Linked DNA regions of Homo sapiens: region 2 is linked to region 1. Evidence: chromatin loops called from intact Hi-C (ENCODE). Cell type or tissue: Panc1. All regions are shown on one strand. Each heading gives the region's core, and the rest is flanking DNA. Links, peaks and the distances in the headings are about the cores only.

Region 1 (16,002 bases), core at 4,434-12,433:
CACTAAATAGGCTATATTTAGAATAGTCTTTCAGATAAATTAATGACATGAAATGAAAAATATTTCCTTCAATGCTGTCTCCAATCATTCACAAATGCCCTTTTATTTGCTTTTATTTCTAAGAGATTCTTCATTTCCACCCCTTTCTCTCCATTCTCACTTCCACACTGTGAGTTCAGACCTGCTCTAACCATGCAAACCTTGCCAAGCTTCTTCATCTCACCAAGCCTCGATTTTCTATTATTAAAATTTATTATATTACAGTTTTGGAGGTCAAAAGTCCAAAATTGGTCTCACTGGGCTAAAATCAAGATGTAGTTGGAGTTAGATCCTTCTAAAGACTCCAAGGGTGAATCTGTTCCCTTGCCTTTTTCAGCTTCTAGAGGCTACTTGCACTCCTTGGCTCATGGCCCGCCTCCCTTCATCTTTGAAGCCAGTAGAGCATGTTTCTGACTCTCTTCTATCTTCGCATATCTGTGACCACAGCAGGGAAAGGCCCTATGCTTGGAAGGACCCATGTGCTTACATTGAGCTCACCCAGGTAATCTAGGATGATCTCTCCATCTCAAGGTCCTCCATCTGATCATCTCTGCAAAGTCCCTTTTGCCATATAAAATCACATATTCTTAACAAGTTACAGGGATTAAGATGTGCACACCATTGGCGGCCATTATTCAGCCTACTACTGCCTCTTTCATAGGGTTAATGTAAAGATAAGACAATTATGAGCACAATGTTGTACAGCAGACCTCTAGAACTTATTCATCTTGTATAAGTGAAACTTTACATCCAATGAACATCAATTCCCCATTTCCCTCTTCGCTCAGCCCCTGGATACCACTATTCTACTCTCTGCTTTTATGAGTTGACAACTTTAGATACCTCATATAAGTGGAATCACCTAGTATTTGTCCTTTGTGACCGGTTTATTTCACTTAGCATAATGTCCTCATCAAATTGTACACTTTAAATGTGTACAGTTTTCTGTATACCAATTATACCTCAATAAAGATGGTATTTTTTAAAAGATGAGATGTTCGCATATTTAAAGTATTTAGAACAATAACTGCCACATAGAAAACATCACATAAGTATTAATGAATATTGTAACTATAATAATCACACAGTTCTGTTTTGTCTAAGCCAGTTAGCTAATAGAGATGTGGAAGGAGCGGAAGCAGGAGGCAAATGTAATTCCAAAACAAGTTGCTACAGTCAGTGCTGAATTTGCTCTTAGAAAAAGCAGGTGAGGCCAACTTCCATGCCCGCTCCAACAATGAGTTGCACAGCAAGCTGGTCATTTTCCAGGCACTGATTCCGCATTAGCCAGACCTGTAAAAGTTGATGTTGCACAATATCAACTTGTAAGAGCCTAATTTGTGCCCAGTGGCTCACTTCATGTTTTCTTTATATTGTGACTATTTAACCTGATCACAAATGTTCTTCCTCAGGATAAAGTGGAAAGGAAATAAACATTTTGGAGCACCCATTACATAATGGTACTCTGCAAGATATTCACAAACAGCATTTCATAAAATCTTCACCAAACTCCTGGGAAGTTAGTATTCTTGTCCCCAGCTTCCAGATGAGAGAATTGAAGTTTGGAAAGGTTAAATAATTTGCCACCATCACACAGAGTAGTAATTGGTCAGGCCAGGTTCCTAGCATAGGGCTATCTGATCTGTCTGACCCCAGTGCCCATGGCCTTTTCATTACACACATCTCATAAAACTCAGAATGTGTGTGTGTAGAGATACATCTTCCTGAATTCTGCCAGAAAGAAGAGAGCCGTGAGTTTGGGGAAGTCAAAGCATCTGGGAGTCATCTTAGCGCCTCCCAAACAGGTGATGGGAGTAGATGACCTCTGACATCCCTATAGGGCAGGGCTTCTCAATCTCAACACTAAGACACTGGGGCCAGATAACCCCTTGTTCTGAGCCTTGTAGGATGTTGATCAGCATTCTTGGCCTCTCACGCGATGCCAGTAGGAGCACCTCTGCCCCATTTGTTACAACTAAAAATGTCTCCAGACATTACCAAGTGTTCACTGGGGAACAAAGTCACCCTCAATTGAGAAATACTGCTCCAGGCCTCAACATTCTGCAATTCTGAGACCTTCAACACAAGAAAGGAGGACAACTGCTCAATACAAACAGCCTAGGTCAACACTGGTCTGAGACCAATTAAGGGCCAAACCTACAGTGAAAATGAGAAGCTTTGGTTCTGCTCTCCTGCTCTCTCTGTGGAGCAGAGGGCTGATGGGCTCAAAGCTAAGTCATGAATATCAAATAGTGATGGATCCACACAGCAAAACTATGTTGTATTTATTTTTCTAGTTAAATTAATGTTGTTTGTACAGACAAATTAGTTAGCCAAATTTGAGAGCCACTACTTGTGGTTCCAAGATTCTGTATTTTGTGTAATGTTATTTTGTAAGTGTGGTTATCCTGTTTATAAATGCTCAAAGGAAAAAATATTACCTGTAATCTTAACAACACATATATAATCACATTTCTATAATCAATATTTACATATATGTATCATATATGTGGATAATATATGTGTACATATGTATATATAATTTATAGTAAACAATACATATAGGAAATCACATTCAGCTTCAGAGGTTGTCTTTTTAGTCTGTCTAAGCAGTGGTAGTTGTGGTTAACAGCTCAGACTTTGGAGCCAAGTTTTTCCCAATTGAATCACTGTTTTGCCTAGTGACCCTGAGCAAGTTATCTAAGGTTTCTGTGCCTGTTTCCTCATCTGTAAAATAGGGGCAATAATAGTACCTCACAAGTTTTGTAAAGAATTAAATTATTTAATACACTTAAAGCAACTTGGGTAGTGCCTGACACACAGTATTCACTCAATGTACATTAACTATTACTATTATTTCTACATCAAATACACTCTTTAAAAATACATATGTGTTTTTAACAAAAAATATTATTAATTACTTGGTAGCCTGGTTGTTTTACTGAGAAATGTATCATAAATACCTCTATGCCTCTAAATCTTTTTCTACAACATGATCCTTAATGGGCTGGATGTACCTCATTTCGCATAAACAGTTTATTTGAGGATATTGAAGAAAGTTGCAGATTTGAGATATTGAGAAATATTACAATTGGGCATGCTTGAACATCTGTCTCATTATTTCCTTAGGATACAGTCCTAGAAGAAAAATTGTCAGGATAAAAGGTATATTTATTTTGAAGTATTTTGATACACTTTAGGTCCCAGGATTTCTGTCACCCAGAGTTCTTTGTGATATTTTATTCTTGGCTTGTATGAAAGAGCCATAGGCGACTGCCTATGAGCAAAGTATTAAGCTGGTGCAAAAGTAACTGCAGTTTTTGCCATTCAAATGTAATGTCCTATTCAGGGACCTAGATGAAGCTGGAAGCCATTATCTTCAGCAAAGTAATGCAGAAACAGAAAACCAAACACCACATGTTCTCATTTATAAGTGGGAACTGAACAATGAGAACCCATGGACACAGGGAGGGGAGCAACACTCACTGGGGTCTGTCAGGGGAGGGCAGGGGGGCGGGCAGAGCATTAGGGAAAAGAGTTAATGCATGCGGGGCTTAATACCTAGGTGATGGGTTGATAGGTGCAGCAAACAAGCATGACACACATTTACCTATGTAAAAAATCTGCACATGCTGCACAAGTACCCCAGAACTTAAAAAAAAAATAAGAATTAAAAGAAAGAAAAGAAGAAAAGGAAAAAAAAAAGTAATGGCAGAAACCGCAATTACTTTTGCATCAACCTGATAACATAATCAAATCAGGATACTGTGTTCCTCAGCTACTCTGAACAGAAATGTGATGCTGAATTCCAAGTTGTGGGTGATGTGAACATCCAGTGAAGGTGATTTGGTGATGGATGTGGGCTGGCTATCATGCCAGCTCCTCTCCAACCCCATGCTGTTTGAAGTGCCAGTGTTCTTCCGATATAACTAACTCCAAAAACAAAAAGCATCATGTGGCCTGAGCGTCAGGAATCCTTAGCTTCAAACTGAGATAAATTCAGGGAACTCAGAACAGCTGCACTGACACGTATTTCTCAGGCTATCTCTCTTCATTTATTCCATTCATGGAGAATTCCTCTTGGCAAGGTGTTACAGCCCTTGTGTCAGGAAAGACTTGTATAATTTAGAAATGTGTTCCTAAAATAGTAAAAGGGCTGAAATGTCTCAGAGGCATAAAAATGACCTGAAAGAACTCCATCAAGAGGAACCTTGCCAGAGAGAGCTGATCACATGGAACTGCAGGTGAAGCAACAACATGACATGAGATCCAACCTATTAGTCCAACAATTTATACCTGCCTGTAATTAAAGGGACACCAATAAATAAGTGATTTAATATTTAGAGAAGATATAAAATTATGAATTCATGGACTCTCAATATCATAGGGATCTGCAAGGTCATCTATTCTAGCCAATGGTCAGCTGTTGCTTGAATTCCATTTACAATTGTCCTGACAAGTGATCTCCAGCCTCTGCTTGGATATTTCCAGTAGCACAAAACTCACCACTTCCTGCAGGTGATTCTCTCCTTAGAATATCTAATTTGGGTTGTTGTTTTTTATTTGTTTTGAGGCAGGGTCTTGCTCTGATGCCCAGGCAGGAATGCAGTGGCAAGACCACAGCTCACTACTGCCTCAACCTCCCAAGTTCAAGCAATCTTCCCACCTCAGCCTCCCTGAGTAGCTAGGACTGCAGGTGCACACCACCACACTTGGGTAATTTTTGTAGTTTTTGTAGAGATGGGGTTTCTACAACCCCCATAGAAACATGAGGTTTTGCCATGTTGCTTAGGCTGGTCTTGAACTCCTGAATTCAAGTGATCTGCCTGCCTCAGCCTCCCAAAGTTCTGGGATTACAGGCATGTACCACCATGCCTGGTCTTAGAATACCTTTTGTAACTAGAAATTTTATCCATATTAAGATCCTGAAATCCATCAGCCTAAACAAACAAATAAATAAATGTTTTCAAGGCATTTGTGAGTGATACAGGGTGTTGAAAAAAATTAATCTTAATAGCTGGCTCCCTCTTAAGGAGGGAACTAACTTTTTTTATAAAAATACTTGATAACCTATTTTGATTGACAAAGATGAGGTCTTAAGGGCTTATAGTAAAGTAAAACCAACTCTTATGCCCTAGAAATTAATGGAAATTTGTGGGTGGGATGAGCAGTCTAAGGTTAGAGATGGAATTTGTAGTAGGCAGAAGGGAGCTGAACAAGACATTGGGTCCTGTAGGGAAAAGGTGACCAGTTAGAAATTTCCTGTGCCACAGGTATTTTAAGAACAATATTCCATTTTAAATTTGCTTCATTTCTACAATATGAAAAATAGATTGGTATAACACTTTAACAAGCAATTTGGTTAAAAATACTCAATTTGCAATTAGCCAAGAATAATCCGAATTCTTGACATCTATCCTGAAAAACTGAATCGAAATGTGGATATGCAAAAAACTGGAAGCAATCTAAATAATAAAACAAGGATTGCTAAGTGAATTATGGTACAACCACTTGGTGGAATATTTTACAACTATTAAATATGATGTTAAAGATAATTTAACATTGGAAATGTATGACAAAATGTTTTTGAAAATATAAGAAAAGTTATTCTTCAGTGTTACCTAATAAATAAACAAAATGACAAAGAAATTCTATGCATAGAAAACATTTTCCTTTCTAGTTTCCAAATGATGGATATTAATAAATTATTATGAGTATTCCCAATCCAGTGTTCTTGAAGTTAATTAAAACACAAAACTCCACATTCATTTCCCTGTGCCTTGCTGCCTCTCTTCCTCTTTGTCGTTTCCTCCTCTTCTTTCTCTTCATTCTCTTTCATTCTGTCTCCTCCTTCTCTTTTCTCTCCCCTCCATCCTCTCTCCCCTACTGCCCTCCCTCTCCGTTAATAAAATTGATAATGATATCTTTTAAAAAAAAAAAAAAAGAAAACATTTTCAAATAAATACATAAAAATGTTGATAATCATCATCTCTAATGGTAATTTCCTCCTATTTTCCCTATTTTTTACATTGTTATATAGCAAACATGTTTAATACCTAGGATTAGGAAACCCTAACATAATCTATATGTAAACATTAATGTTAAGCCTCACTTAAATTGTCTTTATTGCTGGGTTCTTCAGCAACTAGCTGAGGAAAGCAGCTTCATGATTATAAAAAAGAAGCCAGCTGTCCTTTCTTTTAGACTGAACTCTGACACCTTGGTCAATTCCCTTCATCTTTTTGAGTGTCATTTATACAGGACTGTTGGGGATACAATGAGTTAGTGAAAATAAAAGCTCTCTGGATTCTACATCCTTATAAAATTACAAAGAACTGTTACCGTTAGAATAGAATCTAGAGGTGGTCACTTCATTCTTCCATCTTGCACTATATTCTTTTGCAAATGGCCATTTCATACAATCTAGGAAAACAAATTGCATATGGGTCACATTTCTATATAGCATACATTGTGATAAAATTTATACATTGGGATAAAATTCAGAGTAATACACTGAACTTCAGTGTATTATCCTGAAAACAAAATATACGAAGGGTCCCAAAACCGGTGATATCATAATTCTCTTCAACAGTGTGTGCATGTGTGATATGTGTGCAAATGCGAATGTGTACACACATGGTGTGTGTGTGCATATGTGGTCTGTGAGGCGTGTATGTATTTATGTGAGTATGTGTACATTAAGGAGACCGTGAGAGCCAGAAATGATATAGAATTCCTACTGCCCTGTAAAGAACTTTTGTTTGTATGGGGGGTTTTTTGCCTTACTATCTGTGGTATATCTGGACATTAAGACAGAACTGTTCAGGACCATAGATTACAGATTCAAGTGCTGGGAACTTGAAATTATCACATATAAATGACCTGATGAAGCAGGCCATTCATTGGAATCTGATCACAATACTTTAATCTTTGAACAAAATTCAGAATAAGTCCATCTTTTATCCCTTCAAAAAGCCAGGTGAAGAATCATTAGAAGCCACATATAAAGCAGTTTCAAGTGATAATTAAATAACTTTGCACTAATATTCAGATATAAACGGAATTTGCACTGAATTTAAGATAATATTCAGCTGTATATACTGAGCAGAACACAAGACTTGAGTCAGAAGCACGAAGTTATGTTCCTAGTTTCACTAACTACAAGGCCATTTTTGATTACCCACTCAGCAAATGGCTCCTCTCCATAACTGGTGCCACTTCATTCCACTCTACTCTTTACTTCCCCAAATGACTGAGCCCCACCTGGCCATCCTTTCCCATTGCCAATCCCTCCCAACTCATTGCCAATTCTATGACCAGATCTTTTGGCCTCTTAATTCTTACAACTGTATCCCTTCCCACTCCCAGCCTGTACCATTTAAGTGAGATCAAGCTCCCAGCCTGGCCCCTTCCCAAAGATTATTCAAGCCATGTCTCAAAGTGGACACTATAGAGCCAAGAGAACATTTTTAAGTTATTTAACCTCACCAAGGCTTGTGGGTTAAATGACATCTAATGACCTTCCTTGATCTAACATTCCATGGTTCTATGACAACATAATACTACTAATAATAAATATAATAATTATTACACCTGACGTTTGTGTAGAGGGCCAGTTCTCAGTGCATCTTCACTCACATTACCTTTGACTCACACAACAGATAGATAAATCAGGTGCTATCATCCCCATGCTACAATCGAGATTGGAGATTATATGATTTATTTTTCCAGAACAGTGAGACTCAGAGCCACATCTACTGACTCCAAATTTTAGGCTGTTTTTTTGTTTTCAATCCACAGAATGATAACCTAAAATGAGGCAAAACTCTATTGCTATTTATTCACAGTGGAAACAAGAGATTTGTGTGATTATGGTAATTCCAAACTTTCAAATATCAGTAACGTGACTTTTTCAGACTAGATTCAAATTCTTTTGAGTCTAATAAAGCATTTCAGCTCTTACGAAGCAAACCACATCTCTTGCCCAGAAGAGAAACTGGTAGGGTTTCAAAGACTCTTACTGAGCTCAAAGGGACTAGAATTGAGCACAGACCCTACTAGCTTGTCCAGATACAGAGCACTGTGAGCCTCATCCTTTCTACAATGGCACAAACTCTTGACAGTCTCTAATTCTGTATTAGTTTTCTATTGCTGCTATAACAAATCACCACAAACTTAGTGGCTTAAAACAACACAAATATATTCCCTTATAGTTCTATGTCTCAGAAGTCTGACATGGATCTCCCTGGACTAAAATCAAGGGGTTGGTAGAGCTGGTTCCTTCTACAGTCTCTAGGAGAGAATCATCTCCTTGCCTTTTCTAGCCTTTAGAGACCACCCACATTCCTTGGCTTCTAGGCCCCCTCCTTCCATCTTCAAATCCAGCAATATAGCATGTCTCTGACTCTACTCTGTCCTCACATCTTTTCCCCTGGCCACAGCAGGAAAAGTTTCTCCACTTTTAAGGGGGCCTGTGATAAGATTGTGGCCACCCAGATAATCCAGGATAATCTCCCAATTTAAATGTTCTTAATTTAATGATATTCGCCAAGTTCCTCTTGCCATGAAAAGTAACATATTCACAGTTTCCAGGGATTAGGATGTTGACATCTTTGGAGGGCCATTATTCTGCCTACCACAATGATTATTTTTGTATTAATCTTACCAAAAATGATAACAGCAGAAATGTATCCATATACCTTCCATAGGTCAAACACCAATGTAGGAACTTTACATACCTTGCCACAAATTTTTTTTAAAGTACCACACGATCAGTATCACTATCCCCATTTTACAGTGAAACTGAGATTCAGGGACTATGTTACCCTACAAGCTAGTCAGAGGCAGAGCAGGCTTCCAAACTGCTGTAAAACAACTGTGTGCAGCAAAAACAGCCACTTCTCAAGGAAATCATTTATTCCCAGGCATAAACCTGCCATGTAGCTAAGCTCAGCTGGAAGCCTGGCAAAGATTTCTACACAGGGGAAACCCCGCCTATCCAGATCCCCAGCTTGCAGCCTGAGATTCCTCTGCAGTGGCACGTTCCATCCACAGCACAAGTGAAATCTGGAGATTAATATGGCAAAAGCTCCCTGTGAATAAAACTCTTCTAAAACCTCTGTAGACTCAAGGCTTTTGGTAACACATTTGCCATGTGACAGGTTTCCTGGGCTTCTGCTACTACTTGGCATCATCACACTCCACAATCAATTTTAAAATTGTCATTTTTGTCCCACTGAGGCTTTAAATAGCACCTCCTAACAGCCAGGCCAGCTTCCGCAGCTTTTGCTTTCTATTAAGAGCATGTGAGGGCACTCAAGCTATTGAAAATAAATGCCACAGAGTATTTGCTGTGATGGTTAACACTGAGTGTCAACTTGATTGGATTGAAGGATGCAAAGTATTGTTCCTGGGTATATCTGTGGGGGTGTTGCCAAAGGAGGTTAACATTTGAGTCAGTGGAGGCAGACCCACCCTCAATCTGGGTGGGCACCATCTAATCAGCTGCCAGCATGGCTAGGATAAAGCAGAGAGGAAGAACGTGGAAGGACTAGACTTGCTGGGTCTTCCAGCCTTCATCTTTCTACCACACTGGATGCTTCCTGCCTTCGAACACCAGACTCCAAATTCTTCAGCTTTTGAACTCATGGACTTACACCAGTGGTTTGCCAGGGCTCTCGGGTCTTTGGCCACAAACCAAAGGCTGCACCATTGGCCTCCCTGTTTTTGAGGTTTTGGGACTCAGACTGATCCACTACTGGCTTTCCTGCTCCTGAACCTACAGACAGCCTATCGTGAAACTTTCCCTTGTGATTGTGTGAGTCAATTCTCCTTAATAAACTCCCTTTCATATATACATCTATCCTATTAGTTCTGTGCTTCTAGAGAACCCTGTCTAATACACTTTTATACATTTGCTTTGTTTAAATTACTTTGAGGACATTGAGAATGCAGACTTAATAATTCACAATAAAATTTTCCAAAATAATACCATATATTCTAAGCACAAAAAACATCAATGCCATCTTCTCTCTGCAAGTTGCTGAGATAGAAATGCACATGTCACATTAGTGCTAGGACCAAAAAGTGAGAGAATAAAAGAAAATGAAATTTCAAAATGCTAACATTTATTGAGCACCTTCTGTTTGCCAAGTGTTTTGGACAGTTAATATCATTTAATTCATACAATAGATGTAAGTAACCCAAAATTACCGGTGAAGATACTGAGCCTTAGAGAGGTTAAGTAACAGGTCCAAGGTCACTCTGCTGGAAAGCAGTGAAGCCTGGGGTTGTCTGGCCATGAAAACAATCCACTGCACTACACACCCAACCGAAGAAACCAGGTTCAAGGGTGTAAGGCAGGAGTCAGCCCTGATTCATTTGAAGGCAGGGTGACTTGGGAAAAAATATGTATTTATTTGCTTATAGGCTGTGTGAGAGATAGGAAGCATTAAGGCTGAAGGTAAGAGACAAGCAGCTGCAGCTGATTTAGTTCCAGCTATCACAATCTCCATGCACCTAACAGCAGCAGTGATAGTAACACCTTGTAATTACAAACCACCCTTCTCAAAGATGCTCAGAGCTCTTAATGGACACATTCACATCCGTCTTGCCAACAGCTCTGGAATGGAGCAGACAGCACAATTACCTTCCTTTTACAGGTGGAGAAGCAAATGCATTTGCCCAAGGTCATCCAGGGACAGAGGGACCAACAAAAACAAAAGCCCTCAAACTACTGTCTAGACTGTTACCCAATGGCTATGGGGAAACAAATTCAACACCCTGGTTCCAGAGACCCATGGGTGAAACATCTATCCATTCAGACTTGCTATGCTCTGTAAAGTTCCCTGTCAAAATGACCCACATATCCGGAAATATGTGACAGGAAGGGTCTCTATATCCTTCATCCCTCCAGATACTCACTCCTGGTACAGAAACCTTTCTTTTGATAAACAGTACATTTACATTATTGAAAGCAGAGAAAGCTTTATTTGTCAAATTGATGATCTATCCTAAAGAACCCCAAAGCCGTGGCCAGAAAGGTCCCCAATACCATTCCCAGGAGGGATGCTAGGATTTGCCTCTCTGGCCTTGACTACAAGAAGCACCAATTGAAGAAAGCAGGAGCCAGAAGGCTAGGAGAGAGAAAAGGAAAAAGAAGGGAGATCCTGCAGAGAAGTGTGCAGACCCCACATGTGGGATGTCCAAAGTGGACTCTGTATGGGCCATTTCCCAGGTGAACCATGCAGATGGTAAAGTGTTATTTAGCAATAGCGTTGAACACCCTTGGTGATTATAGCTGACTACTGGTATAATTGTGTTCTTGATGAGTATTGTATTTTTATGCTCTTCCAGATATTTCAAGGCTTAATAGCAAGTTTACTCAGGGTTCGGAAAGTATTGTGTAAAGCACAATACTACAGCATATAAAACCAGATAGAACTCTATTTTTTTTTATTTTATTATCCTTTAAGTTCTAGGGTACATGTGCACAACGTGCAGGTTTTTTACATGTGTATACACGTGCCATGTTGGTGTGTTGCACCCATTAACTCATCATTTACATTAGGTATATCTCCTAATGCTATCCCTCCCCCCGCCCCCCACCTCACAACAGGCCCTGGTGTGTGATGTCCCCCTTCCTGTGTCCAAGCGTTCTAATTGTTCAATTCCCACCTATGAGTGAGAACATGCAGTGTTTGGTTTTTTGTCCTTGCGATAGTTTGCTGAGAATGATGGTTTCCAGCTTCATCCATGTCCCTACAAAGGACATAAACTCATCCTTTTTTATGGCTGCATAGTATTCCATGGTGTATATGTGCCACATTTTCTTAATCCAGCCTATCATTGTTGGACATTTGGGTTAGTTCCAGGTCTTTGCTATTGTGAATAGTGCTGCAATAAACATACGTGTGCATGTGTCTTTATGACAGCATGATTTATAATCCTTTGGGTATATACCCAGTAATGGGATGGCTGGGTCAAATGGTATTTCTAGTTCTAGATCCCTGATGAATCGCCACACTGTCTTCCACAGTGGTTGAACTAGTTTACAGTCCCACCAACAGTGTAAAAGTGTTCCTATTTCTCCACATCCTCTCCAGCACCTGTGGTTTCCTAACTTTTTAATGATCGCCATTCTAACTGGTGTGAGATGGTATCTCACTGTAGTTTTGATTTGCATTTCTCTGATGGCCAGTGATGATGAACATTTTTTCATGTGTCTGTTGGCTGCATAAATGTCTTCTTTTGAGAAGTGTCTGTTCATATCCTTCGCCCACTTGTTGATGGGGTTGTTTGTTTTTTTCTTGTACATCTGTTTGAGTTCTTTGTAGATTCTGCATGTTAGTCACATGGGAAGATTGCAAAAAATTTCTCTCATTCTGTAGGTTGCCTGTCCACTCTGATGGTATTTTCTTTTGCTGTGCAGAAGCTCTTTAGTTTAATTAGATCCCATTTGTCAATTTTGGCTTTTGTTGCCATTGCTTTTGGTGTTTTAGACATGAAGTCCTTGCCCATGCCTATGTCCTGAATGGTATTGTCTAGGTTTTCTTCTAGGGTTTCTATGGTTTTAGGTCTAATATTTAAGTCTTTAATCCATCTTGAATTAATTTTTGTATAAGGTGTAAGGAAGGGATTCAGTTTCAGCTTTCTACATATGGCTAGCCAGTTTTCCCAGCACCATTTGTTAAATAGGGAATCCTTTCCCCATTTCTTGTTTTTGTCAGGTTTGTCAAAGATCAGATAGTTGTAGATGTGTGGTATTATTTCTGAGGGCTCTGTTCTGTTCCATTGGTCTATATCTCTGTTTTGGTACCAGTACCATGCTGTTTTGGTTACTGTAGCCTTGTAGTATAGTTTGAAGTCAGGTAGTGTGATGCCTCCAGCTTTGTTCTTTTGGCTTAGGATTGACTTGGCAATGTGGGCTCTTTTTTGGTTCCATATGAACTTTAAAGTAGCTTTTTCCAATTCTGTGAAGAAAGTCACTGGTAGCTTGATGGGGATGGCATTGAATCTATAAATTACCTTGGGCAGTTTGGCCATTTTCACGATATTGATTCTTCCTATCCATGAGCATGGAATGTTCTTCCACTTGTTTGTATCCTCTTTTATTTTGTTGAGCAGTGGTTTGTAGTTCTACTTGAAGAGGTCCTTCACATCCCTTGTAAGTTGGATTCCTAGCTATTTTATTCTCTTTGAAACAATTGTGAATGGGAGTTCACTCATGATTTGGCTCTCTGTTTGTCTGTTATTGGTGTATAAGAATGCTTGTGATTTTTGTACATTGATTTTGTATCCTGAGACTTTGCTGAAGTTGCTTATCAGCTTAAGGAGATTTTGGGCGGAGACGATGGGGTTTTCTAGATATACAGTCATGTCATCTGCAAACAGGGATAACTTGACTTCCTCTTTTCCTAATTGAATACCCTTTATTTCCTTCTCCTGCCTGATTGCCCTGGCCAGAACTTCCAACACTATGTTGAATGGGAGTGGTGAGAGAGGGCATCCCTGTCTTGTGCCAGTTTTCAAAGGGAATGCTTTCAGTTTTTGCCCATTCAGTATGATATTGGCTGTGGGTTTGTCATAAATAGCTCTTATTATTTTGAGACACGTCCCGTCAATACCTAGTTTATTGAGAGTTTTTAGCATGAAGGGCTGTTGAATTTTGTTGAAAGCCTTTTCTGCATCTATTGAGATAATCATGTGGTTTTTGTCTTTGGTTCTGTTCATATGAGGGATTACTTTTATTGATTTGCGTATGTTGAACCAGCCTTGCATCCCAGGGATGAAGCCCACTTGATCATGGTGGATAAGCTTTTTGATGTGCTGCTGGATTCAGTTTGCCAGTATTTTATTGAGGATTTTTGTGTTGATGTTCATCAGGGATATTGGTCTAAAATTCTCTTTTTTTGTTGTGTCTGTGCCAGGCTTTGGTATCAGGATGATGCTGGCCTCATAAAATGAGTTAGGGAGGATTCCCTCTTTTTCTATTGATTGGAATAGTTTCAGAAGGAATGGTACCAGTTCCTCCTTGTACCTCTGGTAGAATTCGGCTGTGAATCTGTCTGGTCCTGGACTTTTTTTGGTTGGTAAGCTATTAATTATTACCTCAATTTCAGAGCCTGTTATTGGTCTATTCAGAGATTCAACTTCTTCCTGGTTTAGTCTTGGGAGGGTGTATGCATCGAGGAATTTACCCATTTCTTCTAGATTTTCTAGTTTATTTGCGTAGAGGTGTTTATAGTATTTTCTGATGGTAGTTTGTATTTCTGTGGGATCGGTGGTGATATCCCCTTTATCATTTTTTATTGTGTCTATTTGATTCTTCTCTCTTTTCTTCTTTATTAGTCTTGCTAGTGGTCTATCAATTTTGTTGATCTTTTCAAAAAAACCAGCTCCTGGATTCATTGATTTTTTGAAGAGATTTTTGTGTCTCTATCTCCTTCAGTTCTGCTCTGATCTTAGTTATTTCTTGTCTTCTGCTAGCTTTTGAATGTGTTTGCTCTTACTTCTCTAGTTCTTTTAATTGTGATGTTAGGGTGTCAATTTTAGATCTTTCCTGCTTTCTCTTGTGGGCATTTAGTGCTATAAATTTCCCTCTACACACTGCTTTAAATGTGTCCCAGAGATTCTGGTATGTTGTGTCTTTGTTGTCGTTGGTTTCAAAGAACGTCTTTATTTCTGCCTTCATTTCATTATGTACCCAGTAGTCATTCAGGAGCAGGTTGTTCAGTTTCCATGTAGTTGAGCAGTTTTCAGTGAGTTTCTTAATCCTGAGTTCTAGTTTGATTGCACTGTGGTCTGAGAGACAGTTTGTTGTAATTTCTGTTCTTTTACATTTGCTGAGGAGTGCTTTACTTCCAACTATGTGGTCAGTTTTGGAGTAAGTGTGGTGTGGTGCTGAGAAGAATGTATATTCTCTTTATCTTAAACAAAAATGTGAGCCTTATTCCAATTACCAGAGTTACAAAAGGCTTCTATTGCACTTACAAAAAAGTCTTTTTTTTTTTTTTTTTTTTTTTTTTTTGAGACAGAGTCTTACTCTTTTTGCCCAGGCTGGAGTGCACTGGCGTGATCTCGGCTCACTGCAACCTCCGCCTCCCGGGTTCAAGCAATTCTTCTGCCTCAGCCTTGTGAGTAGCTGGGATTACAGGCACCCACCACCACACCCGGCTAATTTTTTAATATTTTTTAGTAGAGATGGGGTTTCACCACGTTGGGCCTGCCTGGTCTCGAACTCCTGACTTCAGGTGATCCACCTGCCTTGGCCTCCCAAAGTGCTGTGAGTACAGGCATAAGCCATTGCCCCCAGCCCACAAACAAGTCTTAAAATTAAAAATACTACTCCAAAGCTGGGCACAATGGCATGTACCTATAATCCCAGCTACTTGGGAGGCTGTGGCAGGAGAATTGCTTGAGCCCAGTAATTCAAGACCAGCCTGAGCAACACAGCAACACCCCATCTCCAAAGAAAACACTACTCCAGGCACAAGACTTAGCACTCAAGAGCCATGCCAGCTTCCTCAGCTGCAATGTTAGGCCAACCATTGAGCTATTCTCACCTCCTAGGGAAAAAGTTCAGTGATACTTGTTTCTCCCTGGCAGAGGATACCATCAAGAAAATTTTGAAAGCTAATACCTGATTTTAGAAATGCTACAGTCTTAAATGTGAATTTAATGAAAATACTATGTTTTTTTTTGGCTTGTCACTCCTGGACTTGATGAATAAGATCAGGGGCTTTTAGATTAATAAAATGGGTTTTACCTACCCCACCCTTTCCCAATTTCTGATGAGTAAAATCTAAAGGAAAATAGAAAAGAAAGGAAACAAAAGAGCAATCTGAATTAGAAGAAACCGGGAGTGAAGTTTCAAGAAAATTCTGCTACATTGACAGTAGATGAGAATAAAATAAAGCAAAAATGGAACACAATCTGTCGGAAGAAAGTGGCCAGAATCCAAGG
Region 2 (16,002 bases), core at 3,688-11,687, 61 kb before region 1:
TCCACAAATCACATATTTATATTTAATATTTATATATAAAATATAATATATAATTCCAATTTTGAACCCAGTTTCTTATTTCAAATGATTTACATTATTTACTTGAATATTTGTCCTTTTTAAGAATTATTTATCACTCTGGGTATATGTGCCTGAGGTTACTAAAAGCCAAAGAGAAAAAGAAGAAAAAAAGAAAAAGAAAAAATTTACACCACCTATGTATAAAAACAGGTTTTGACTTTTTTCTGCTAACAGTGAGAAATGCTATTTAATTTAAATTAATTTTGTAAGTAAAAGTATAATTTTAAATGCGTATTATATTGATATGGGCAGCCAAGAGTATAATAAAATTTAAATTTAACTGCATTATGGCATAAAATAGATTAAAAACTATCTTGCTGAGGAAGTTTGAAATTCATATATTTTACACACAAAAATACATATTTTGTTTCATTTGTCTGAGGATGCACACTCCTCTAATAGTAACACACGTGGTAAACAACAGTCTTTATCCCCACACAAATGAAAAGTCAACTTTACATTCTCCACTTAATATTGATTTTTGAATTCTTCTCAACTGTCCTGCTGTGCTACATGAGAATTTTGATCAAATGGATGCAGCTTACAGATTTGAGAACTATTAACATTTTATATGCCTCATTAACTTGATGTATATCAGTTTCTATATTCCTTATGTCCCCATCTTAAGTAATTGTCGAGCATTAAGAATAATTTTATTCTTTTTATATTATACTTTAAGTTCTAGGGTACATGTGCACAACGTGCAGGTTTGTTACATATGTATGCATGTGCCATGTTGGTGTGCTGCACCCATTAACTTGTCATTTACATTAGGTATATCTCCTAATGCTATCCCTCCCCCCACCCTCCACCCCATGACAGGCCCTGGTGTGTGATGTTCCCCACGCTGTGCCAAAGTGTTCTCATTGTTCAATTCCCACCTATGAGTGAGAACATGCGGTGTTTGGTTTTCTGTCCTTGGGATAGTTTGCTCAGAATGATGGTTTCCAGCTTCGTCCATGTCCCTACAAAGGACATGAACTCATCCTCTTTTATGGCTGCATAGTATTCCATGGTGTATATGTGCCACATTTTCTTAATCCAGTCTATCATTGATGGGCATTTGGGCTGGTTCCAAGTCTTTGCTATTGTGGATAGTGCCACAATAAACATACGTGTGCATGTGTCTTCATAGCAGCATGATTTATAATCCTTTGGGTATATGCCCAGTAATGGGATGGCTGGGTCAAATGGTATTTCTAGTTCTAGATCCTTGAGGAATCGCCACACTGTCTTCCACAATTGTTGAACTAGTTTACAGTCCCACCAACAGTGTAAAAGTGTTCCTATTTCTACACATCTTCTCCAGCATCTGTTGTTTCCTGACTTTTTAATGATTGCCATTCTAACTGGTGTGAGATGGTATCTCATTGTGGTTTTGATTTGCATTTTTCTGATGGCCAGTAACGATGAGCATTTTTTTATGTGTCTGTTGGCTGCATAAATGTCTTCTTTTGAGAATTGTCTGTTCATATACTTCCCCCACTTTTTGATAGGGTTGTTTGATTTTTTTTCTTGTAAATTTGCTTAAGTTCTTTGTAGATTCTGGATATTAGCCCTTTGTCAGATTGGTAGATTGTAAAAATTTTCTCCCATTCTGTAGGTTGTCTATTCACTCTGATGGTAGTTTCTTTTGCTATGCAGAAGCTCTTTAGTTTAATTAGATCCCATTTGTCAATTTTGGCTTTTGTTGCCATTGCTTTTGGTGTTTTAGTCATGAAGTCCTTGCCCATGCCTATGTCCTGAATGGTATTGCCTAGGTTTTCTTCTAGGGTTTTTATGGTTTTAGGTCTAACATTTAAGTCTTTAATCCATCTTGAATTAATTTTTGTATAAGGTGTAATGAAGGGATCCAGTTTCAGCTTTCTACATATGGCTAGCCAGTTTTCCCAGCACCATTTATTAAATAGGGAATCCTTTCCCCATTTCTTGTTTCTGTCAGATTTGTCAAAGATCAGATGGTTGTAGATGTGTGGTATTATTTCTGAGGGCTCTGTTCTGTTCCATTGGTCTATATCTCTGTTTTGGTACCAGTACCATGCTGTTTTGGTTACTGTAGCCTTGTAGTATAGTTTGAAGTCAGGTAGTGTGATGCCTCCAGCTTTGTTCTTTGGGCTTAGGATTGTCTTGGCAATGCGGGCTCTTTTTTGGTTCCATATGAACTTTAAAGTAGTTTTTTCCAGTTCTGTGAAGGAAATCATTGGTAGCTTGATGAGTGTGGCATTGAATCTATAAATTACCTTGGACAGTATGGCCATTTTCACAATATTGATTCTTCCTATCCATGAGCATGGAATGTTCTTCTATTTGTTTCTGTCCTCTTTTACTTCATTGAGCAGTGGTTTGTAGTTCTCCTTGAGGAGGTTCTGTTTATATCCCTTGTAAGTTGGATTCCTAGGTATTTTATTCTCTTTGAAGCAATTGTGAATGGGAGTTCACTCATGATTTGGCTCTCTGTTTGTCTGTTATTGGTGTATAGGAATGCTTGTGATTTTTGCACATAGATTTTGTATCCTGAGACTTTGCTGAAGTTGCTTATCAGCTTAAGGACATTTTGGGCTGAGATGATGGGGTTTTCTAAATATATAATCATGTCATCTGCAAACAGGGACAACTTGACTTCCTCTTTTCCTAATTGAATACCCTTTATTTTCTTCTCCTGCCTGATTGCCCTGGCCAGAACTTCCAACACTATGTTGAATAGGAGTGGTGAGAGATGGCATCCCTGTCTTGTGCCAGTTTTCAAAGGGAATGCTTTCAGTTTTTGCCCATTCAGTATGATATTGGCTGTGGGTTTGTCATAAATAGCTCTTATTATTTTGAGACACGTCCCATCAATACCTAGTTTATTGAGAGTTTTTAGCATGAAGGGCTGTTGAATTTTGTTGAAAGCCTTTTCTGCATCTATTGAGATAATCATGTGGTTTTTGTCTTTGGTTCTGTTCATATGAGGGATTACTTTTATTGATTTGCGTATGTTGAACCAGCCTTGCATCCCAGGGATGAAGCCAACTTGATCGTGGGTGATAAGCTTTTTGATGTGCTGCTGGATTTGGTTTGCCATTATTTTATTGAGGATTTTTGCATCGATGTTCATCAGGGATATTGGTCTAAAATTCTCTTTTTTTGCTGTGTCTCTGCCAGGCTTTGGTATCAGGATGATGCTGGCCTCATAAAATGAGTTAGGGAGGATTCCCTCTTTTTCTATTGATTGGAATAGTTTCAGAAGGAATGGTACCATCTCCACTTTGTACTTCTGGTAGAATTCGGCTGTGAATCCGTCTGGTCCTGGACTTTTTTTGGTTGGTAGGCTCTTAATTATTGCCTCAATTTCAGAGCTTTTTATTGGTCTATTTAGGGATTCAACTTCTTCCTGGTTTAGTCTTGGGAGGGTGTATGTGTCGAGGAATTTATCCATTTCTTCTAGATTTTCTAGTTTATTTGCATAGAGGTGTTTATAGTATTCTCTGATGGTAGTTTGTATTTCTGTGCATCTACTTGATTCTTTTCTCTTTTCTTCTTTATTTAGTCTTGCTAGTGGTTTATCAATTTTGTTGATAATTTCAAAAAACCAGCTCCTGGATTCACTGATTTTTTGAAGGGGTTTTTGTGTCTCTATCTCCTTCAGTTCTGCTCTGATCTTAGTTATTTCTTGCCTTCTGCTAGCTTTTGAATGTGTTTGCTCTTGCTTTTCTAGTTCTTTTCATTGTGATGTTAGGGTGTCAATTTTAGATCTTTCCTGCTTTTTCTTGTGGGCATTTAGTGTTATAAATTTCCCTCTACACTCTGCTTTAAATGTGTCCCAGAGATTCTGGTATGTTGTGTCTTTGTTCTCATTGGCTTCAAAGAACATCTTCATTTCTGCCTTCATTTCATTATGTACCCAGTAATCATTCAGGAGCAGGTTGTTCAGTTTCCACGTAGTTGAGTGGTTTCGAGTGAGTTTCTTAATCTTGAATTCTAGCTTGATTGCACTGTGGTCTGAGAGACAGCTTGTTATAATTTCACTAAGAATAAAAACACTTTATAGTATGTGTTGGCCAAGTTTACCACGGTTGGTGGTTATTGTTTAGCTCAGTTTTTGGCCAAGTGACTGAGTCATAAGCACATTCATCTCCACAATAGGCAATGACCACATATTCAAGAACTATAACACTGTCCTCTTTTAAAGGGATATTTTTGACAAAAATTACTTTATCTGTTGCTCCTTAATACAAATGTTATTAATACAAATGTTATTAATATGTTATTATTATTGCTTTTGATAACAAAGTTAACAGGGCAGTAAACTTCTCATCTTATTCGGATACGTTTTTTTTCTTTTTTTTATTAGTGGTCATATTCTATTCTAGCTCCTAACATCACTCAATTTCTTCAGTAGTCAAGCAGAAATTCATTTCAATATTTTTCCCAATAATTTTTGGAATTTATTAATCAAATCTTCTTATTCCTGTGTTCTAATCCACCAAAATCTTCTTTTATCTTTATTAATTTCTTTCTCCTGGTTTCCTTTGACTCATTTATTGTTTTCTTTAGGACTGCTTGAATTGAAAGGGTGGGTATATTTATTTGTATTTTTTCTAATCAATGATTTTAAAAAGATAATATATAATTCCAGTTTTGAACCCAGTTTCTTATTTCAAATGATTAAAATTATTTACTTGAATATTTGTCCTTTTTATAAGAATTATTTATCACTCTGGGTATGATATTGTTACTAAATTTACAACTGATATTTAGGCTTAATTTTTAATTTAAGTTTATTTTAGTATTTCCCATCATTCCTTTTTTAAAAAAAATTACATCCAGTAAAATTCACCTTTTTAGGTGTACAGTTTTATACACTTTGACAAATGTAGTTTTGTAACTATCACAATCAAAATAAATTTTATCTTCATCAAAAACTTTCTTGTGTACCTCTCCTACTCCCAGCACCTGACAACCATTGATCTAATTTCTGTTCCTATAGTTTTACTTTTCTACATGTATTTTCTACATGTGTATACATATTGTTGCATGTATTAGTAGTTTGTTCCTTTTTATTGCTGAATAGTATTCCATTGCATGGGTGTGCCAAAATTTCATTTATCCATTCATCAGTTGATGGACATTTGGGTTGCTATATTTGCATAGAGACCTTTGTGTAGGCACATGTTTTCACTTCTCATGGGCAAACACCTAGGGGTGGGATTGCTGGCCCTGTGCTAAGTATATGTTTATAAGAAACTGCCAAACTGTTTTCCAAAATTGTCATACTATTCTGCATTCCCACCAGCAATATATGACAGTTCCAGGTAGTCCATATCCTCATATCCTTGTCAACACTTAGAACTGTCAGATTAGCGTGAAGGTGCACAAACAAATGAAGGGGTGGAGTTTATTTGTTTTGTTGTTGTCATTCTAATAAATGTGTGGTGGTATTTCCTGGCATTACTTTGCAATTCCCTTGTAAGTAATTGTGTTAAGTGTCTTTTCATGTGCTTACTTGCAACCAGCCATCCGGTATCTCTCCTTCAATAAAGTGTCCACTCAAAGCCTTGGTCCATTTTTAAAAATCAGATTTATGATTTTACTACTGCATTTTGATACATCTTTATATATTCTGGTTACAAATCCTCACGTGTTTTGCAAAGATTTTCTTTCAACTATGGCTCCCTTTTTTCATTTGTAATAGCATTTTTCACTTTATTCATTTTTAACAGTATTTTCCAAAGAGCAGAAGTTTTTAATTTTGATGAAGTCCAATTTAGACGTTTTTTTTCTTTTATGGGCTGGGTTTTGTGCATCCTCTCTGTGAAATCTTTGCCTAACTCAAAGTCTCAAACATTTGTCTCCAATGTTTTCCTCTACAAGTTTAAGTTTCAGGTTTTATATCTAAGCCTCTGATCCATTTTTGCATATAGTGTGAGATATGGGTCACTTTTTTTCATATGGATGTACACTTGTCCCAGCACTATCTTTAAAAAGACTATCCTTCCTCTTATGAATTACCTCAGCACCTTTGTTGAAAATCAGTTGACCATATTTGTGTTCTTCTTTCTAGACACTATTCCGTTCTATTCATCTATACTACTATCCTTGAACCAATACCACCCTGTTCAGATTATTATAGTTTTAAAGTAAATTCTGAACAGTCTTCCAACTTTGTTCTTTATTTACAAAATTGGTTTGACTATTCTAAGTCCCTTGTACTTCTATAACATTTTAGAATCAGCTTGTTAATTTCAACAAAGCCTTTGGGGATATTGATGGCTATTTCATTAGATCTATAGATGACTTTGAAAAGAACTGACATTTTTTTCAATGCTGGGTCATTCAATCCTTGAACATAAGATCTCCTTTCATTTGTTTAGGTCCATTTTAATTTCGCTCATCACTGTTTCCTGTTTTTGATTTTCAACATTCAAATATTGATATTTTGTTAAATTTGATCTTAAGTTTTTTATATTTTATGATTCTATTGCAAGTAGTACTGTTTTTACTTCAATTTCCAATTTTCATTGTTCGTATGTAAAAGAACAGCAGATTTTCTAGTATATTGAGCTTGTAATCTGCAACCTTGCCAAACTTGTGTAGTTCATAGTTCTAATAGCCTTTTTTTTAGATTTTGGGGAGAATGCCTACATTGACAATCAGGTTGTCTAATGAAGATAATTTTATTTTCTCTTTTCTAATCTGATTGTCTTTTATATTTATCTTGTCTTCTTGAGCTAACTGAAACCCAGAGTACAAGGCTGAATAGAGGTATAAGAATAAACAACCTTTTTTGTTTTCATTCTTAAAGAAACTGCATTCCATCTTTCATCATTAAGTTTGACACCTGCGTTAGATCATCATTGATGTCCTTTATCAGGATGAAGAATTTCCCTTCAAGTTATAGTTTGGTAAGAGTTTTTATCAAGAACTGATGTTGAAATGTGTCAAATAGTTTTTCTGCATCTGGTCATATAATTTTTCTCTTTTAATCTGTTGATATAATGTTATGCTGATTTTTAATGTTAAACCAACTTTGCATTCCTAGTACAAATACCACTTGGTTATCTCTACCCCTTTTAAGCCACAATTTCACATTTTGTTCTCTATTTTTGTTTTATTTCTCACCTTAGTATTTCAGCAACTATCTTTGATGTCTACTCTATTTTAAGCATTGGTCCAGGTACTCAGAAGGGAGTGTGAATAAGACATTAGAAATCCCCCACCCTTCTGGAGCTTAGATTTCAGAGGTGAGGAGAGACCCACAATAAAAAGCAAACAAATAATTTTAAATGGTGTAGTAGAGTATCAAGTAATATTTTTTCAGGTGCAAGTCACAAAAAAAATCCCAAAACTTGTAAGCTTAAACAAGAACGTATTTCACTATTTTATACAGCTTAAGTTCAGAAAGGTTTCAAGCATGCTTTAATCATTGGCTCAATAATGTCCTAAAAAACCTGAATACTTTTCCTCACTCCACTGTTTTCTCAATGTAACTTTTGCCTAAGACTGTTCTTCCCTCCTGGTCCTTATTAGGCTGCCAGTGAGCTTGTTCTTGTGGATTTTCTTACTCAGTTTGGAAAGACTAGGACGTTAAAATTACCTCCTAAATTTCCTTACGGCTATATTTCCGTATGTAAATTAAGCTCTGACAATTAGAATTACCTACTTGAGATTTAGAAAGCAGGAGTGAGACAGAATCTATTTTCCCAGACTTTATTTGGCTGTTTCTGCCAGCAACACTGTCATGGGAACATGAATTCTCTCTGCAGCAGTGTCCATTCTCCGGTTGCCTGGCTGGTGAGTAGTTGTGGGGGTGACTGAAGTGGCAGCATTGACTTCATGCTTTGGTTTGCTACTTTACTTCAGGAATCAAAGCAATGATGTGTGTATTCTAGTTCCCTATGTTTCCAAAGGGAATTGGAATGGTCAATGGCAGCAGGAGGTTTTTCATTTGTAATAGGTTCAGTAGTGGTCTCAGAGGTAGTTGCTCTCCTGTTGGGTCAGTCCTATATTTTTCTGAGAGTCATTCCTAAATATTCAGCCTAGAATCTACTCCCTCAGTGCTTCCAAAAAATTTTAAAGCAATAATCTCCTATGTTAAATCCATTTCTGCTCCCCAGATTCTTAATATGATTATCTTCACTGAAACCTGGCTCATGAAAGATCTAGGGATTGCCAGAGTTTCTTATAGTGTCAAAGAAGTAAACTATCAGCCATATTAGAGATGCATCTGCCCTCCTCATAGGAATTACAGGTGAGAAATTCCTTGCAACTTGGGGAGGTGACTCATCAAAGAGCCCATGAAGGTGGCCTGGAAAGCAAGAGTCAACGTTACATACACACCATGTCTACAGAGTTCTGATGCTATTTCACCAAGACGGTGCCCATGACATACGAAGTTTATTGCTCCCCTTTACTCATCTGCCCCCTTTGTGGTCCAATCTGCAGTTCTCAGAAACAAGGGTTTGCAAAATAGAAAAAAGTAAATGTGCTAGATGGAGAAACACAGCACTTTTCTCTCCTCCTCAACTGCAGTTTGGCTGCATTAAAAAGGCCCAGCTGGGGAGGAAAAGAAGTCTCAATTTTAAACTGAAACTGAAGCTTTAAGTGTTACAGTGGACTTGATATTTTAATTATTAAACTGTTTCACGGTTTGAATTGACCTCAGAATTATGTATTACCTAAGAGTAACTACAAGAGTAATGGATCCTGCTAGAATGTTCATCCCGCGAGAGGATGAGAATTAGCCTCATACACTAACCTTTAAGATACAGTGGGTCTCTAAATTAAGTTGCTTTATTATTATACACTGTGAACTGTGCTTATTCAGTATAATGTAACACTGTCCTTATATTTCATTGATATTTATCCTATTAGCAAGAGCTAAATAGGATGCCCTTACTCAATCCGATATTTTTTCCCATAATCTCTATTCCTTCCTTCCCTTACTCTTCAAAATATATATTTCTTTGGAAATTCCCCAGCCTTATAGATAACCTCTTATTTCAAAAACTGCTTTTAATAGCCCAAACATCGGTTTTCTTCCCTAAATAACTTTTCCCCAGTTTGACACAGCGGCAATGAGTGCCACTTACCTGGTTCTTAAATGAACAATGCCAGACAATCATGAGACTTAAAAGAATGATGTTGCTGGATACTGTGATAAAATGATAATATATTCTGTTACCAAGATCAGTTGTCACCTTCAGCTGTGAAATTAGGATAAGTAATCCCTTCTCATAAGATTGATGTATGGATTAAGTTGAATACTATTTAAGAAAGTACCTCACAGAGATTAAGTCACATAAAAGTCACTTAATGAAAGTCAGTTGACTCTAAATCTGATTTGAACTTCACTCTGTGCAGCTCTATCTCAAAATCCCAGACTACAAATGTCAAAGATCCTTATGTTCCAAGAGCATGAAGCACAATTTTACCACTGAGTTTCAAAATTCATTTGGATTAACTGGACTTTATACCACAAAGAGAAATAATGGAGGCCACAAAGAAGAAATGTTTTTGAAGAAAGATAAACCAGATTGCTAATCAGTAATTATCATTTCCCATGAAATGAATTTATTTTTGACTGAAAATGAATGAGTTGTACTTAACAGCAGGACCTATTACTGTATTAATATACCTTCAGTAAAATGCCATTAACTTTCTCTACCTCACTTCCTCCATCTTTAAAATGGTGGTTATGGTTATAGTTGATGAATTTTATGACTGTCAAATTAAAAGTTATGTTCCCAGTGGGAGATACAGATTTGTGGATTTTAATAACATCTTTCCCTTCCACGCAGTATTGCCAGTGATAGCAAGTCCCTAGGACCTGAGTACTGGTATGAGTGTGGACCCATATAATATAGGTTATATTTATAAGTTTGTAAAATAGCATTAATAATGTCCCTCATCTGCCATATTGCTCCAAAATTTTTTCCTTCCACAGTTGGCGAGAGGAAAATCATTCTTTAACTTTGTGAACAACCTTCAGAACTAATTTCAATGGTAGCAGACAGGATTGCCAAGATAATAATGGACATCTAGAGAGTATTTGAGAAAATCAGATGTGAGGTTTTGCAATTCTGGACATAAAGAGAAGCCCCAGGTATGACCAGATTATCTGCACAAAGAGAATTCATCCATGTGAAGCAGAATGTGCTGAAAGCCCCCAGGAAGGTTGTTTTTCTTAATGCCTAATTTCAAAGCAAGAAATACCACTAAATGAAACTAACCTTCAGTCTAGTAAGCACATGTGGGCTTAAAGTTAGTTTGTCTTTGGAATTCAGTTTCTATTTAGGATTTCCCTCATGTGCTGTTCAATATAATTAATCCTATACCCAGAAAAGCAGAAAGTCATTTCAATTCAGGGTACACTGTCACGTACGAAGCTTTCTACTAGAGGTTGGACACTCAGAACCGAGAATATACGGTTGCTATTCTCAGATAGCTGGTGTAGTGATGTTCACTGAAGCACCTCTCTCAGAAATGCTGACAAAATGGAGAATGTGACTGTATTAGTCAGGGTTCTCCAGAGGGACAGAACAAATAGGATATATGTACATATGAAGAGGAGTTTATCAAGGAGAATTGACTCACACTATCACAAGCTGAAGTCCCACAATAAGGCATCTGCGAGCTGAGGAGCAAGGAAGCCAGTAGTGGCTCAGTCCAAGTCCCAAAGCCCCAAAAGTAAGGAAGCCGGGAGTGCAGGCTTCAGTCTGCGGCCAAAGGCTGGAGAGCCCCTGGCACACCACTGTTGTAAGTCCAAGAGTCCAAAGGCTGAAGAACCCGCAGTCTGGTGTTCAAGGTCAGGAAGCATCCAGCATGGAAGAAAGATGAAAGCTGGAAGACTCAGCAAGCCAGCTTATTCCACCGTCTTCCACCTGCTTTTTCTAGCCTCACTGGCAGCCAGTTGGATGGTGCCTATCCACATTAAGGGTGAGTTTTTCTTTTCCAATACACTGACTCAAATGTTCATCTCCTCTGGCAACACCCCCATGGACACACCCAGAAACAATACTTTGCATCCTTCAATCCAACCAAGCTGACACTTAATATTAACCATTACAGTGAATAAAAGTTATGTTTTTATGAATCCTCAGTGGACCTCCTGGGAAGGCAGTGGAGGGGGCATGTAAGTGATGGTTTGTATCCGGGATACTGGAATGTAAGCTCCCAGTGAGAAACTGGAGTGGACATTGCTGGTGCTCTACACAGAGCCTTACAATCCTACAGTGAACTCCACAAAGGTGCCAAGAACATAACACTGGGGAAAAGACAGTCCCATTTACTTTTTCTATGCGCCCCTTCCCCAGCTTTGGTGTGCTTTTACTTTTGACAGCGCATACCTACAATGCTAATCTGGAAGGCTGCACTGTGGCTGCTGGAGCCAGGTTGCCCAAGCACACAGAAAATCAGAGGTGTCTGGGAATTCACATCTCCAAAGGGTATGGCTAAAGCATACAAGAGTATGAAAGCTCAGCTGCCTTGCTTTGGGATGGGACAGCATTGACATAAAATCGGCATTCCAAAATTCTTCTATAGGATCAAGCTAACACTCCCTTCTATAGGATTTTCTGAAACTGCACACTTGTATGGCTCTGTCCTCTTTCCTGTTCCACTTTCCACACTATCTTGCTAATTTCTCCCGGGAACATGTCCTTAATCAGTTGCTCACATGCAAATCCTCTTCTCAGGGTCTTATTGACAGGAATCAAAACAGGCTATGCCCAAGCTCTTAGGAAATTCCATGGATAAGAAAGACGCAAACCAAAAATAAAAAAAGAACATGAGGGTATACCCATGTTCACAGTAGTGTTATTCACAATAGCTAAAACATGGAAGCAACTCCTGTTCATCAACAGATGAATGGATGAGCAAAATGTGGTATATACATACAATGCAATATTTTTCAGCTTAAAAAGGAAAGAAATTCTGACTTATGCTACAACAAGAATGACACTTGAGGACATTATGCTAAGTGAGATAAGCCAATCGCAATAGGACAAATACTATATGATTCCACTTATATGAGGGACCTAGAGTAGGCAAGTTTATAGAGGCAAAGTAGAAGAGTGGTTGCCCACAGTCAGGAGTTGGGGGAGATAATGGAGACTTGCCATGTAATGGGTATAGAGCTTCATATTTGCAAGATGAAAGGAGTTCTGTGATGAATGGATGTAATGGTTACACAACAATGTGAATATATTTAATACCATTGAACTGTCCACTCAAAAATACTTAAGATGCTAAATTCTATGTGTATTTTACCACATTTTTTAAACTGAGAAAAAAAAGAGAATGTAAGGACCTGCGGGGTCATTCATGGGACATGGGACACTAGCCTTGAAGACATTATTGGAAGTAAAATACTGCAAGGTACCTATAGAATATCTCTCACTGCTGGCTAAGGAAAAAAGTCTCACATTCCAGGTATCCAGAGCAGGCTACAAAAGGCTGCAAGAGTTCAGTAGCCCTCCTTAGAAGCAAGGCACCACAATCCACCCACAGCCCCCAGCAAAATCCTCCTAAAGGTGACCAGGTTAATATGAGAGTAAGAGAAAGGGGATATCAAGATTGCCAGGTGGTGGAGTAGAGATCAGACACCAGCAGGTATAAGACAAAACTTTAAAAACAGTGCTATGTAGAAATAGAAAGAACTATTCCAAAATTCATATGGAACCAAGGAAGAGTCCAAATAGCCAAAGCAATCCTAAGCAAAAAGAACGAAGCCAAAGGCATCACACTATCCAACCTCAAACTATATTACAAGGCTACAGTAACCAAAACAGCATGACACTTATACAAAAACAGACACTAGATGAATGGAACAGGTTATAGCACCAAAAAATAAAGCTGCACACCTGCAACCATCTGTCTTCAACAAAGTTGACAAAAACAAACAATGGGGGCCAGGCACAGTAGCTCACACCTATAATCCCAGCACTCTGGGAGGCCAAGGCTGGCAGATGACTTGACACTAGGAGTTCGAGACCAGCCTAGCCAACATGGCGAAACCCCATATCTACTAAAAATACAAAAATTAGCCAGCATGGTGGTGCATGCCTGTAACCCCATCTACTCTGAAAGCTGGGACATGAGAATCACTTGAACATGGGAGGTGGAGGTTACAGTGAACCGATATCACACCACTGCACTCCAGCCTGGGCAACAGAGCAAAACTCTGTTTCAAGAAAACAAAAAAACAAAAAAAAAAAACCAGCAATTGGGAAAGGACTACTTATTCAATAAATGATGCTGGGATAACTGGCTAGCCATATGCAGAAGATTGAAACCAGACCCCTTCCTTTCACCATATACAAAAATCAACTCAAGATGGATTAAAGACTTAAATATAAAACCTAAAACTATAAAAACTCTAGAAGAAAACCTAGGAAATATTCTGGACATCAGCCTTGGCAAAGAACAAACAACTCTATTTTTAAAAATGAGCAAAGGACATGAACAGACACTTCTCAAAAAAAGACATACACGTGCCCAACAAGCACATGAAAAAATGCTCAACATCACTAATCATTAGAGAAATGCAAATCAAAACACAATGAGATACTATCTCATGCCAGTCAGAATGGCCATTATTAAAAAGTCAAAAAATAACAAATGTTGGCAAGGTTGCAGAGAAAAGGGAACACATATACTGTTGGTGGGAATGTATATTAGTTCAGCCACTGTGGAAAGCAATTTGGAGATTTCTCACAGAACTTAAAATAGAAATACCATTCAACCCAACAATTCCATTACTGGATATATACACAAAGGAAAATAAACCATACTACCAAAAAGACACACAAACTACTATATTCATCGCAGCACTATTCACAATAGCAAAGATATCAGATCAATCTAGAAGCCCATCAATGGTGGATTGGATAAAGAAAATGTGGTACACATACACCATGGAATACGATGCAGCCATATAAAAGAATAAAGTCATATCCCTTGCAGCAAAATGGGTGAAGCAAGAGGCCATTATCCTAAGCGAATTTATACAGAAACAGAAAACTAAATACCACATGTTGTCACTTATAAGTGGACACTAAACGTGGGGTACTCATAGACACAAAGACAGGAACAATGGACACTAGGGACTATTAAAGGGGGGAAGAGAAAGAAAGGGGTAAAAGCTGAAAAACTACCAACTACCTATGGGATACTATGCTTACTACCTAGGTGACAATGTCATTTGTACTCCAAACTTCAGCATCACACAATATATCTATGTAACAAACCTACACATGTACCCCATGAACCCAAAATAAAAGTTGAAATTAAAGTAATAAAATAATAAAAATAGTGCTATGGACTGAATGTATGTCCCACCAAAATTCATATGTTGAAATCTAACCCCCAATATGATGGTGTTTGGAGGCAAGCCTTTGGAAGGTGATTAGGTAATGAGGATAGAGGCCTTGTGAATAGTATTAGTGCCCTTATTTCCCAGTGGCCTGAGAGAGTTTTCTTGCCTCTTCCACTACACGAGCACTCTGCTAGAGGACAGCCATCTCTGCACCAGGAAACAGGCCCTCACCAGACACTGACTGCCAATCTTGGCAGGCCTTGATCTTAGACTTCTTAGCCTCTGTGACAGATAAATTGCTGTTGTTTATAAGCCTCCTAATCTATGGTAGTTTGTTATAGTAACCCAAATGGACAGAGACAAATAGCAATAGGAATTTACGAGTCACACAGAGATAAACTCACAGAGATTTACCAGGGAGTGGACTCAGAGTCTGACAGTTTTTGCATCTTCTAAAGGAGACAGCATGTGTACAAATCACCCCCCACCACAAAAGGCAGGACATGATGTACATCACAAGTCATATGCAAGTTGAGTATTATGAAAATGCAAGTAGAAAAAATTGCTTCCAGATGAGAAAATTTGCAGCATCTGGGACCATGTGAACAAAAGCATGGAAATGGTGTGTTGCAGGACATAATCACCTATAGATTTAAGAGGAGCTGTGATACAAGTTATAAATGCCATGGTATATTGATTAAAGCATTTATTGACTCCAGCTACGTCTAGAACTTACTCAAGTGTTACTCACACTTAAATGTCCCACACAGACACTCAGGCATTGCAAATATTCCCAAGATATACAAAGCCATTTGTTACACATGCTCATAGGTCCACTCCAATTCAAAAGTTTCTATTCCATGCCTGCTGGGCACGGCCAGAATAAGAATATCACCAAAGCTGGAAGATTCATACTCTGATAGAATTTTCCTTTCTCATAAAATTCTGTCTCACACCTTGTAGTCTCAAATAGAAGGTCCAGTCCAATCTTGGTCTTCCAGTTTTACTGTCATAAAGTACATGCTAATCTGCTTTGTAGACATTCAGAAACTCACAAGACTAAGAAAACCTTCCCCAAAAAGATTAGGTTTTGCTGGTCTTCTCAGCACTATTAATGACAACTATAGTCAGTTTTTGATCACATATGAACTCAGAACATTAATAAATTTATGATTTCTATTGATCATAATTCACAACAAAGCCTATTTAATAATTTGAAAATAAAACCTATTGATGGAGAAATTACACACCCAGCCTTCCCAACCAAACCCAAACCTTCTCCAAGGTTTCTTGTCTCAGTGAGTAGCACCACAATCCACCCACAAGCCCCCAGCAAAATCCTCTATGTCATCATTGCTTCTTTCTATCTCTGTTCACCCACGTCCAATTAATCGCCATATCCTGGTGTCTCTGCCTTACTTAAATTTCTTACTTCTTGCTTCTTCTCTCCTTCTTTACTTATGTGACCTTAGTTCAGGCATGACCATGATTCAGTTAGACCACTCTAACAACTTTCTGTCTCCCCATTTCCATTCTGACCCACTTCAATTGGCTCTCCATATTACAAACAGAGTGATCTTTCAAAAGTACAAATGTTAAGGATAAATTGTAAATGCTTTACATGA

Evidence for each region. Peaks named below come from ENCODE experiments on the same cell type or tissue, not always from the same donor. Only the 100,000 strongest peaks of a DNase experiment are listed, where the experiment ranks them.
Region 2: it touches region 1 in a loop (2.8-fold over the local background); 2 of 110 quality-filtered maps call a loop at or near these places.

The regions. Positions count from the first base shown.
Region 1 is chr9:100,797,174-100,813,175 of GRCh38, reverse strand. LOC105376179 (a long non-coding RNA gene) reads right to left here and starts at 7,503. Exons shown (of 5, transcript XR_930178.2): 1 at 7,415-7,503; 2 at 6,382-6,462. In Panc1, for the core only: no CTCF peak of the experiment used is centred there; no DNase peak of the experiment used is centred there.
Region 2 is chr9:100,857,669-100,873,670 of GRCh38, reverse strand. No RefSeq gene overlaps it. Among named protein-coding and RNA genes, the nearest start is that of PLPPR1, 160 kb to the left of the region's middle. In Panc1, for the core only: no CTCF peak of the experiment used is centred there; no DNase peak of the experiment used is centred there.